2 separate regions of the Homo sapiens genome follow, and region 2 is linked to region 1. A link is a loop called in an ENCODE intact Hi-C map of the cell type or tissue named here. Cell type or tissue: tibial artery. All regions are shown on one strand. Each heading gives the region's core, and the rest is flanking DNA. Links, peaks and the distances in the headings are about the cores only. Region 1 overlaps FBXL13 (F-box and leucine rich repeat protein 13). Region 2 overlaps FAM185A (family with sequence similarity 185 member A).

What was found. Hi-C counts contacts between places; a loop is a spot of excess contacts. Peaks named below come from ENCODE experiments on the same cell type or tissue, not always from the same donor. Only the 100,000 strongest peaks of a DNase experiment are listed, where the experiment ranks them.
Region 2: it touches region 1 in a loop (9-fold over the local background); 50 of 110 quality-filtered maps call a loop at or near these places.

Annotation. Positions count from the first base shown.
Region 1 is chr7:103,052,737-103,058,248 of GRCh38, reverse strand. It overlaps FBXL13 (F-box and leucine rich repeat protein 13), which reads left to right. Exons shown (of 21, transcript NM_001394494.2): 2 at 2,502-2,605; 3 at 3,071-3,161. Among named protein-coding and RNA genes, the nearest start is that of FBXL13, 19 kb to the left of the region's middle. In tibial artery, for the core only: no CTCF peak of the experiment used is centred there; no DNase peak of the experiment used is centred there.
Region 2 is chr7:102,761,819-102,767,089 of GRCh38, reverse strand. All of the region lies in intron 4 of FAM185A (family with sequence similarity 185 member A), which reads right to left. Among named protein-coding and RNA genes, the nearest start is that of FAM185A, 15 kb to the right of the region's middle. In tibial artery, for the core only: no CTCF peak of the experiment used is centred there; no DNase peak of the experiment used is centred there; H3K27ac peaks cover 1,387 bases.

The sequences.
Region 1 (5,512 bases), core at 215-5,214:
AGGGAGAGGGATCTAAATCTTACCTTTCTGCCATTCTCTAAAGGACTGAGCTTCCTGCTTGAAGGCTGTACACTAAGAAGAGGAGCATGGAGCCATTGCAAAGGGGGAGATTGTTATTATGCAGGGTCCAATTAGGAGAAATTACCCTTTTTAGTTTTGGAGGAACAGTATGAGAATTGCTGAGAGTCTAAGAAAAGACCCCAGGCCTAGATCTGCTGACACTTGGCCTATGGAGGTAGGGAGAACTGCTCTGTGTAACTCAAGTGATGGAATTATTTTATTCTGGAAATAGAGGATCAAGAGAAGAAGCCAGCAGGAGTGGGTCTGAAGCATCCCGACCACCCCCAACATGCACACTAGACCCCACCAGAAAACAGTGAACCACAAAGGGAAAGAGAAATGCCGATGGAGAATTCCAGGTGGTTTCTGTGGGAAGTGTGCTGCAGACCTTTTCATCTGTCTCAAATGGAGAAAACATCAGTAATTCTGTATATCTTGCAGACACTTTTAACAAGAAGTTTCTTCTTTTGGGGGGACCTCATAAGGAAAATGAGACAGCAGCAACTTTACGAGTTCCACATATGTGCTTTAAACAGTATCTTAGATCCAGCAAGTCCATTGTTTCCCACCTATGTGTACTAAGCTACAATTTTTCAAATGTATATACTCGGTAGATGTTGTGAATGATAAAATACAAATGTGTTTTTAAGAGTTCTTAAATTCACACATTTTAATGGTGGATTTTCTCAATCTCTTTTATGGTTGGGTCTAAGGAACTTTTTGGCAAAACAAAAACAAAACAAAACAAAACAACAGAACAAAACAACCCCCCCCAACCCCAATGAGTTTCTCATACTTTAAAAGGCTAGAAAACCCTGATGTAAAGCATCATAGTTATGTCTTCAGATTGGCTATAAAGAACTTACTCCTCAAGTAATGCAAACCCTCACGGTACAGTGACTTTATTGTATTGTTTATGATGGATTTTTAGAAAGAGGCAAGATAAACTGCATTTTTGTTTTACTTTAGCAGAATATTAACACTGAATAAATACAGAGGGGTATGTAAAAACACATTTACTTTAAAACTGTCACATTATTTGACTTTTTAACTGTATAAGAAAAAGTTTGCTGCTGCTAGAGTAAACAGACAACCCACAGAGTAGGCGAAAATCTATACATCCAACAAAGGACTAATATCCAGAATCTATAAAGAACTCAAACAAATTAGCAAGAAAAAAGCAATCCCATCAAAAAGTGGGCTAAGGACATGGATACACAGTCCTCAAAAGAAGATATACAGATGGCCAACAAACATGAAAAAATGCTCAACATCACTAATGATCAGGGAAATGCAAATCAAAACCACAATGTGATACCACCTTACTCCTGCAAGAATGGCCATAATCAAAAAATAAAAAAAAAAAATAGATGTTGGCGTGGATGCAGTGAAAAGGGAACACTTCTACACTGCTGGTGAAAATGTAAACTAGGCTGGGCATGGTGGATCATGCCTGTAATCCCAGCACTTTCAGAGGCTGAGGCAGGCGGATCACCTGAGGTCAGGAGTTCAAGACCAGCTTGGCCAACATGGTGAAACCCTGTCTCTACTACAAATAGAAAAATTAGCTAGGCGTGGTGGTGGATGCCTTAATCCCAACTACTCAGGAGGCTGAGACAGAAGAATCGCTTGAACCCAGGAGGTGGAGGTTGCAGTGAGCCGAGATAGCACCATTGCACTCCAACCTGGGCGACAAGAGCAAGACTCTGCTCAAAAAAAAAGTAAACTAGTAAACAGTGTGGAGAGTCCTTAAAGAACTAAACGTAGAACTACCATTTGATCAGTAGTGGGATAACAATCCCACTATTGGGTATCTACCCAGAGGAAAATAAGTTATTATATGAAAAAGATACTTGCACACACATCTATAACAGCACAATTCACAATTGCAAAAATATGGAACCAGCCCAAGTGTCCATCAATCAATGATTGAATAAAGAAATTGTGAGATATATATATCACATCATATATATATGATGCAATATGACTCAGCCATGAAAAGGAACTAATTAATGGCATTCACAGCAACCTGGATGGAACTGGAGACCATTATTCTAAGTGAAGTAACTCAGGAATGGAAAACCAAACATTATACGTTCTCACTCATAAATGGGAGCTAAACTATGAGGATGCAAAGACATAGAATGATACAATGGACTTTGGGGACTTGGGGGAAAGAGTGGGAGGGGTTTGAGGGATGAAAGACTACAAATTGGGTTCAGTGTACACTGCTCAGGTGATGGGTGCACCAAAATCTCACAAATCACCGCTAAAGAACTTACTCATGTAACCAAACACCACCTGTTCCCCAAAAACCTATGGAAATAAATAATTAAAAACCAAAAAAACCCAAAACAAATTGAACAATAAAAAGTTACGTGCTGCTTAGTAAAAACGTGAAAATTCAGAAACATTGATGCCATTTCCCTTTTTTCCCCTAGGCACTGTTATGTGGTATACTTGTTACATGTCCTGAGGATCCGCTGAGGTATTTAGAGGGAATGATCATGGTTATAATCAAAAGTGGTCTTCAGAATCTTCTTTGGTAAGTATTGTTTTGATTTTTGATAGGGAAATATTTTATTTTGAAGGAAAACTTTTATTGCATAGTAACAAAATAAGGTCTTGCCAATGAATGCTTCCAATCTCAAGATTGTTAAGGAATCCCTCCACAGGCTTTTCAGTTTCAAAGACGCAAACCTGAATAATTTGCCCACTAGATCTCAACCTGAGAAATACGGTGTATTCTTATCAGTAACGTGTTCATAGGGCCGGTTTATTTCAAGTTGGGAAAGAGGAAAGGGAGGCATATCCTCCTTTGGGGGACACAGCAAAATCTTGCGAGAGTAGTTTGAAAAAGTCCTCCAGGTGATTCTGATCTGCTTCTCCTAAGGGGAAATGTGTTTTCCTTCTCCTCCCTTTCATTCCACCTACAAGAATCACTGATTTAATTACGGAACTAACTAATTAATGAAATTAATTTTGACTGTATTTTATGATGTTATTAAAGGGATATGTGCATTACTCCATCAATGAAACCAAACATTCGAAGATTGTCTGAAACTTACCTGGAACAACTTTTTGAATTGGATGATCAGCTGGTAATTATTAGTAATCAAGAATACGCAAATATATATTTTAAACTTCGATGGAATTTTCCAAGTAGATTTTATATTTATGGGAGGTGTGAGGTCAGACTGTTTTTGTTGTTGGGGGCACCGAGAAAAGTGAAGGAATAGCCACACACATACACAGACGCATGCAAAGCCACATTCATAGTAACCTTCCCAAATTTCCAGAAAGTATTTACAAAGGCATTTGTTCCTTCTCTTATAAAATCTTTCCATTAAGTTTTCCCCCTTTCCTCTTTCTCCTCCTTCTCCTCTCGTGCATCTTTATAAAGATGAAAATAGAATTATGGAAAGCTTTACAAGAGGATGTTTTCTTTCCTTTCTAATCTGCTTCCTTCTGTGTTCCATTCCACCGCCCATTCTCTCTGCTGTCTGCCTTCTCAGATTAGGTTACAGGGAATCATGCTCGTAATGACATGACCAAAATATTATTGACATCCAACTTAAAAGACAGATCTCATTGTTACTGAAAACTGGTACCAGCAGCTAGTTTTGATCCTGTAAAGAGGGCAAGGAAGTAATTTAGGACATGAAGACTTTAGAACAAAGATAAATGTTTAAGAGAGGCTAACAGAGCAAAAGGCACATGAAGAGAGAAATACTAACACAAATTAGATATGTGTGGAACCATGTGTGATAACTCTCTCTCTTTTTTTTTTTTTTTTTTCCAGACGGAGTCTTGCTCTGCTGCCCAGGCTGGAGTGCAATGGCGCGATCTTGGCTCACTGCAACCTCCACCTCCCGGGTTCAAGTGATTCTCCTGTCTCAGCCTCCCAAGTAGCTGGGATTACAGATGCATGCTGCCACGCCACTAAAATATAATTTTTTGTGTTTTAGTAAAAACGGGGTTTCACCATGTTGGCCAGGCTGGTCTCGAACTCCTGACCTCAGGCAATCCACCTGCCTCAGCCTCAGATTACAGGTGTGAGCCACTGTGCTTGGCCCGTGCATGATATCTCTTGATTACAGGGCTGTTGTCTGGTAGGTCCAGGCAGGACTTGGAGTTGCTACTGAAGTTGGATGTTGAAAAGTGGAATCAAAGCCATGTTCAAGGTGGGGGCTGAGAGGCAAAAACAATTTGAGGCATCTGTTTAGAAGGATGGGTGGAGAGTAACACTGGATCCTAATCAGTGGTCTGCAACAGAGAAACAGAATTAGAGGGATGAGATGATTCTGAGGTGCCAGTACACTGGGCAGAACCCATGTATCCCATCCTACTTGATCTGCATCATGGTGTGTAGGTGTTTTTATAGTACTTTATTAACCACAGACTTTTGACCTATGGAGTGCAGATATCTGCAAATTACTGTGTTTTTGGAGCTGTTTGGGGACAACCTCAGGAGCTGAGGGAGAGGCCTAGGGGACAGGATTCTGGGTTGTGTATGCCTACTCCTATACTCCAGAATAGTTTTGGTTTCAGTATGATTTTGCTTGAGAAAAGCTTGACAACTATTGCTAAAATATGCTAAAGTTTTTGAAAACCACTGATTTAGCGTGGTAAACCCTATTGTCAATATTACGACAAAGACCTTATATAAAATCAGGCTGTGTCCAGTGTCCAGCTAGAAGCCCGTAGGGAATCACTTAAAAACTGCAGAGAATTCTGGCTGGGTGCGGTGGCTCATGCCTGTAATTCCAGCACTTTGGGAGGCCGAGGCAGGTGGATCACCTGAGGTCAGAAGTTCGAGAGCAGCCTGGCCAACATGGTGAAACCCTGTCTCTACTAAAAGTACAAAAATTAGTTGGGCATGGTGGCGGGTGCCTGTAATCCCAGCTACTCAGGAGGCTGAGGCAGGAGAATCACTTGAATCAAGGAGGTGGAGGTTGCAATGTGCCAAGATTGCGCCACTGTGCTTCAGCCTGGGCGACACAAGAGCAAGACTTCGTCTCAAAAAACAAAACAAAACAAAACAAAACAAAAACAAACAAAAAACCTGTAGAGAATTTCAAGAGACATCATAGCTACTTCAAACCTAAAGTTTTATTAGAAAAGGAATTGTCGGCTGGGCGCAGTGGCTCACGCCTGTAATCCCAGCACTTTGGGAGGCTGAGGCGGGTGGATCACCTGAGGTCAGGAGCTTGAGACCAGCCTGGCCAACATGGTGAAATCCTGTCTCTACCAAAAATGCAAAAATTAGCTGGGCGTGGTGGCGGGTGCCTGTAATCCCAGCTACTTGGGAGGGTGAGCCAGGAGAATCACTTGAACCTGGGAGGCGGAGGTTGCAGTGAGCCGAGATCGTGCCACTGCACTCCAGCCTGGGCGACCAGAATGAAACTCCATCTCAAAAAAAAAAAAAAAAAGAAAAGGAATTGTCAGAGAT
Region 2 (5,271 bases), core at 1-5,000, 290 kb after region 1:
GTGCGGTGGCTCATGCCTGTAATTCCAGCACTTTGGGAGGCCGAGGCGTGCGGATCACCTGAGGTCAGGAGTTTGAGACCAACCTGGCCAACATGGTGAAACCCTGTCTGTACTAAAAAATATAAAAATTAGCCAGGCGTGGTAGCAGGCGCCTTAATCCCAGCTACTTGGGAGGCAGAGGCAGGAGAATTGTTTGAACCTGGGTAGTGGAGGTTGCAGTGAGCCGAGATCAAGCCATCACACTCAAGCCTGGGGGACAAGAGTGAGACTTCTCTCAAAAACAAAACAAAACAAAACAAAAAAAACAAAAAAAACAAAGTTGTATGTGTCCAGATTCGAAATTAAGCATCAAAATGATAATCAAATTAAAACTTCATAATGACCTAGGCTAGGAATAAATACTAGAATTTCAATAAAACATTTTCATGAATGTCATGAAAAGATCTATTTAATCCAATAAAAGATTCTGTTTTAAAATTGTATATTATTTCTGACTTTCTAAGTTTACAAACCAGATTTATAAATTTATCAGTGACTACAAGTCCTTCTTAAAGCAGATTGGGACATTTCTTCTGAAATTTTGAGTGCTATCAAAGTTATCACCTGTGTTTTGTACAGTTCATGTAAATTGTACTTCTTGAAAATTTCAAAAATAAAAAAGTAGTTACTAAAGGAAAAGTTTATGCATGTATGCCAAATAGTTGAAGAACAAAGGACTTTTGAAGTGCAGAGAAAATGAGAGAACTAATACTCAGCAATTTATCTATCAAGATATGTTTCCATAGAACTTAAAATAGAGCCTAATTTACATAGGAAATCTAAATATTTAAAATAGAGTTTTATTCATTAGTCACTGTTCCGGATCATAACATAAATTTTTAAAATACACAAAAACAAGTAACATGAACACTCTTACATCTTAATCGAATCAGTTTGTTTAAATCATGGGTTATAAATAAAACCAATCCTAGCAAACCATTTCAAGGAAGTTTTTCATTGTCTCCAATAGAGTCAGAAAAACCATATTTATATTTAAAACTGTATTTTGTAGAATACATATAAATATATGCATGTATTATACATGCACAGCATTCTTTGAAAAGTATCAATATTCAAATATCAGAATTTAATAAAATATTATTCATATAAAACCAAATTTAATTTTTGATTATTTAGAAGGAAATCAAGATAGTAAACTCATAAAATTTTACATCTAAACACAACCTATTCAAGTACCTATTCTCCCACTAGATTCCCATCGTCAGAAAGTGAATATTTAATAAGTCAATGAATAAACTGGTTTCTTTTGTAGTAGAAGGCATACACACTTAACAGATGTGATTCAACCAACTATACAAATAGGAAATATGACTAGTCAATTAGCTTACTCAGTTTCTTACATATAAAATATAGTTAGCTATACTTAAAAATTTCACTTGAAAAAACACTTAGGATAAATTATTTTCTTCTCTATACATAGGAATCAACTTGCAAGGCCAGGAAAGATATATTGCTCCTTTCATTACTCTTTTCCTCATTAATGGGCATGCTCTAAGTACTCGGCACTAGTATGTTAGATGTTGCTTTGCCATCAGGGTATATAAAAATATTGAAAATGCAGACAAAAAATAAATTTCATGCTCTTGTTTCCTTTCATGGAAGACTTAGAAGCCACACACTTAAGACAGCACCATCACTTTTATGGAAGGAGTCCAGTTCCTGAATGCTACCATGGAGCTAAGCCCAAACACTGTATGGAACATCTACATTTTCAGTCATAAAGCACGATAAATGTCCTGAAACTCAAGGAACTTATAATGTAGAACATAGCTGAAGCAGTGCATCTGTGTTATAGTACTGTCTTCTTGGAGGAAACATCTTTACAGTGAGCCAGGAAGCCCTCAAAGTGATGATGGAATTTGCGGTTGCAATCAAGTTCACTGTTTAAAAACCTCTCCTAGAAAGCCAAGAAACTAGGATCAAATCCTTGCTATTCCACTAATTAACTTGTGGAGTTGAGAGTAAACAATTAGACATTTCTAAGTCTAGTTTTCCTCATCTGTGAACAGCCAATTGTTCATTAAGTAAAAGGGGCTGGCCAATTTAGGTACTCAATACATGTTTGCTTTCAACCACCCACCCACCCACCTACTGGCACAAAGGCTCCAAACTCTACTTGTAAAATCCACCAAAAAGAAAGTTACTGCATTATATTTGTGTATAAATGGTTTTTACAACATCTATATGTTGGATTTTTTTTTTCTGCTCTCTCTGGAAAAAAATTAGTTTAAGCCTTGCTTAAGAAAAAAGAAGCTAAAGTAAATAAATCCTGACCAAGAACGCATATATTCTCAGTTTGTTTTCTGTAAGTCAAATGTTTAGAAATAGCAATGTATTTTCCCATAAAAACAAGTTTTAAGATTCTCAAGCCAGTTTATTTAAATATAGCCAAAATATATACCTAATTTGTGTTATATAACCATCAGCATTTAGCACAAAGAATTCATTGAAATATATATCCAGAGTTCTAGGTTGGGAAGATCTTGGGAGAAATAATTCCCACCAAAATTCCAGGAACTAGAAAACTGGGACTTACTTTCACCAGCCATGACTCTAATCTTCTCACCCACCAGGATGTGAGACTAAACACTGCCCGCTCTCCTGTACCCCTCCCATCCCAAACCCCAGACTACAAACTCCAAAAGCATGTTCATACAATCCCTTAGGACAAGGATGGAAATAGAGGTGATAGGGGAGAGGAAGGCAAGAAACTTAGAAGTGTCTGAAGGGTGATTTTTTAAAAGTCGAGGCACTGGGGTGTGTCCATGGAATTAAGAGGGGTTTCCTGTCTTAGTTCTCTCTTGTATATGCTGAAAAACCAAAGCAGAGTGAGGAACAAGGACTAGGTGGAGAAAGCAAGGCTGAACATGGAAGCTTTTCTACAGTTACTTCTGTGAAAGTAACTATAATTTGAAACTGGATTAAATTTTCCCTTCCCCTTCTCCTTCTCATTGCTGTACTAGTATTACACAAAGAAGCTGTGAGAAACATCTAAAAGAGTTCTTTGCATTGAGGCAGGGTGATAATGGACCACTGGAAATGAGGTGGGAAGTAACATCCCAAAGGGGATGGTAGTAACTGAGAAAATAAGAAAGTATATTTAATCCTTCTACTCTACTCTGAATTCTTTAACGACAGGTTTCACCTCCTGCCCAACTTTGCACCCTTGGTGCCTGGAAATCTGGCACACAGTAGGTGGTCAATAAATGTGTCAAATGAATGAATAAATATAACTGTAGTAGATGCTATATTCCTCATCCAGATCCCACATCATAACTGAAGGGCTTATTTTCCTAGCTATTGGAGTACTGCTGGCAGACAGCCCTCAGCTGTCAGCCGTCTTTGGGAATTACCTAGCAAAAAGGAGTCACTTCGGCCCAAGATCATACTCCTTCCTGGGGCAGCTTGCATCTAATGATTGGGGATATAAACGTCCAGCTCCTCTCACCCCAGCTTGAGACAACTCTGAGGGACCATCCCAGCTTCAGAGCTCTCCGTGTGGGTTACTGAAACTGTATCACAGTCCAACTTCTCCCATGGAAATCTGGCTTTCTTCCTTTACATGGCATTGGTCCCAAGAGGCCTCCCTAGTAAATTCGCTGTGCTCAAATTTCCATTTCAGAGTGTCTGCTTTCAGGGAAATTCAACCTGAAACAATAGTCCAAAAGAGGACCTAGATTTAAACCAGCTAAGGAAAGGTATCTGATTTCATATTAAAGGTCAGTAAATATAAAAAGGTTTTATTAAGGCTAAGGAATTAACTTTCTTTTCCAGCAATGTATTTCCATTTTAGCTACTTTAAGTAATCAACAGACCTAAGTACTTTGAGGACTGCTTCAAAAAAGACCACCTGTTTTACTACCATCTAGGCAATTAATGATAAACTGTACCAAATTCAATTTATCTAACTTAAAAGAATGCAAAAAAGAAACATTATGAATTTAGTGTAAACATGGTATAAAGCATTGCAGAGAACAGACTGCTTTTCCTGTGGATGTTAATCCACATCTGACTTGATAAGGAATTGTTTCTCCACTAAAAGCTACTAAATACATTAAGCACAGTATTTTTCATTATGATTAAGATAGTTAGAAATGCAATGCTTATATAAAAGTCACTTTTAAATTATGAAGAGTTACAAACTACCAGATCTACTTAAGGTACAACTGAATAAAAAATAAATAAATGAATAAGTAACAAAACCATTTGCTTCATCTGGGTACAGCTCCATATGTACTTAAGCTATTTTGGGCTCAAATAATACTTTAACCTTGCAAGAATGCTTGAGGTTTAACCATTAAATTGAGGCTCCAGAACTATTTCAAGCATATAAGTATGCTTTTTAAAATTTTTTTTTAGAAGACTACTTGCCAAATTACTACATAGCATGATTAGCACTAACCATGCTTTCTAATGCCACTCTATAACTCTTGCTCACAACTAAAATCTGAGAGTTTTGCCAGAGTGTACAGATACCAATATCCAGCTTTACTATAGAGGTGAAATGAGTGGACTATATATGGAAAAAGTCCGAATCTGTACTTCCTGGAATATGGCTCAAAAGGCATTTAGCAGATGTTTTATACTGGATTAGTGATTATTAATTCTATCTGTATATATTTCAGAAAACATACCTGGATTTGAATCATCTGCTCTGTGGAAATTCAAGAAGCAGCTGAGTGACACTGAACACCAGCATGCCCTTTGCCATATTACCTCATCATTATACTCTTATTTTCTTTCAATAATGCAAACATTAACTATGTAATATTTCTTGCAGAGACAGGATTTAGAAACCACAAGAGGATATTTATCAAAGAAAATGGAAACAACAGGGTGCTGAGAAAACCTGGTGCCAGTACAAATACACGCAAAACATTTAAAATAAAGTTAGTATCAGAGTTGCTATAATTACCTTCCACCAAATGTTTCATTAATTTAACCCTCAGCTTTCTTATGTTAACATAAAAGCAATCATTCAGTACCCATCTTTACCTAACACTGCTTTTACTTCATCTCCTGCATGTATTTCCTTGCTATTTGTTTCCTATTATAAGAAAACACAGGCTGGATGCAGTGTGGCTCACACCTGTAATCCTAGCACTTTGGGAGGCCAAGGGGGTGGGTCGCTTGGGCCCAGGAGTTTGAGATCAGCCTGGGCAACATGGCGAAACCCCATCTCCACTAAAAATACAAAAATTAGCCTAGCGT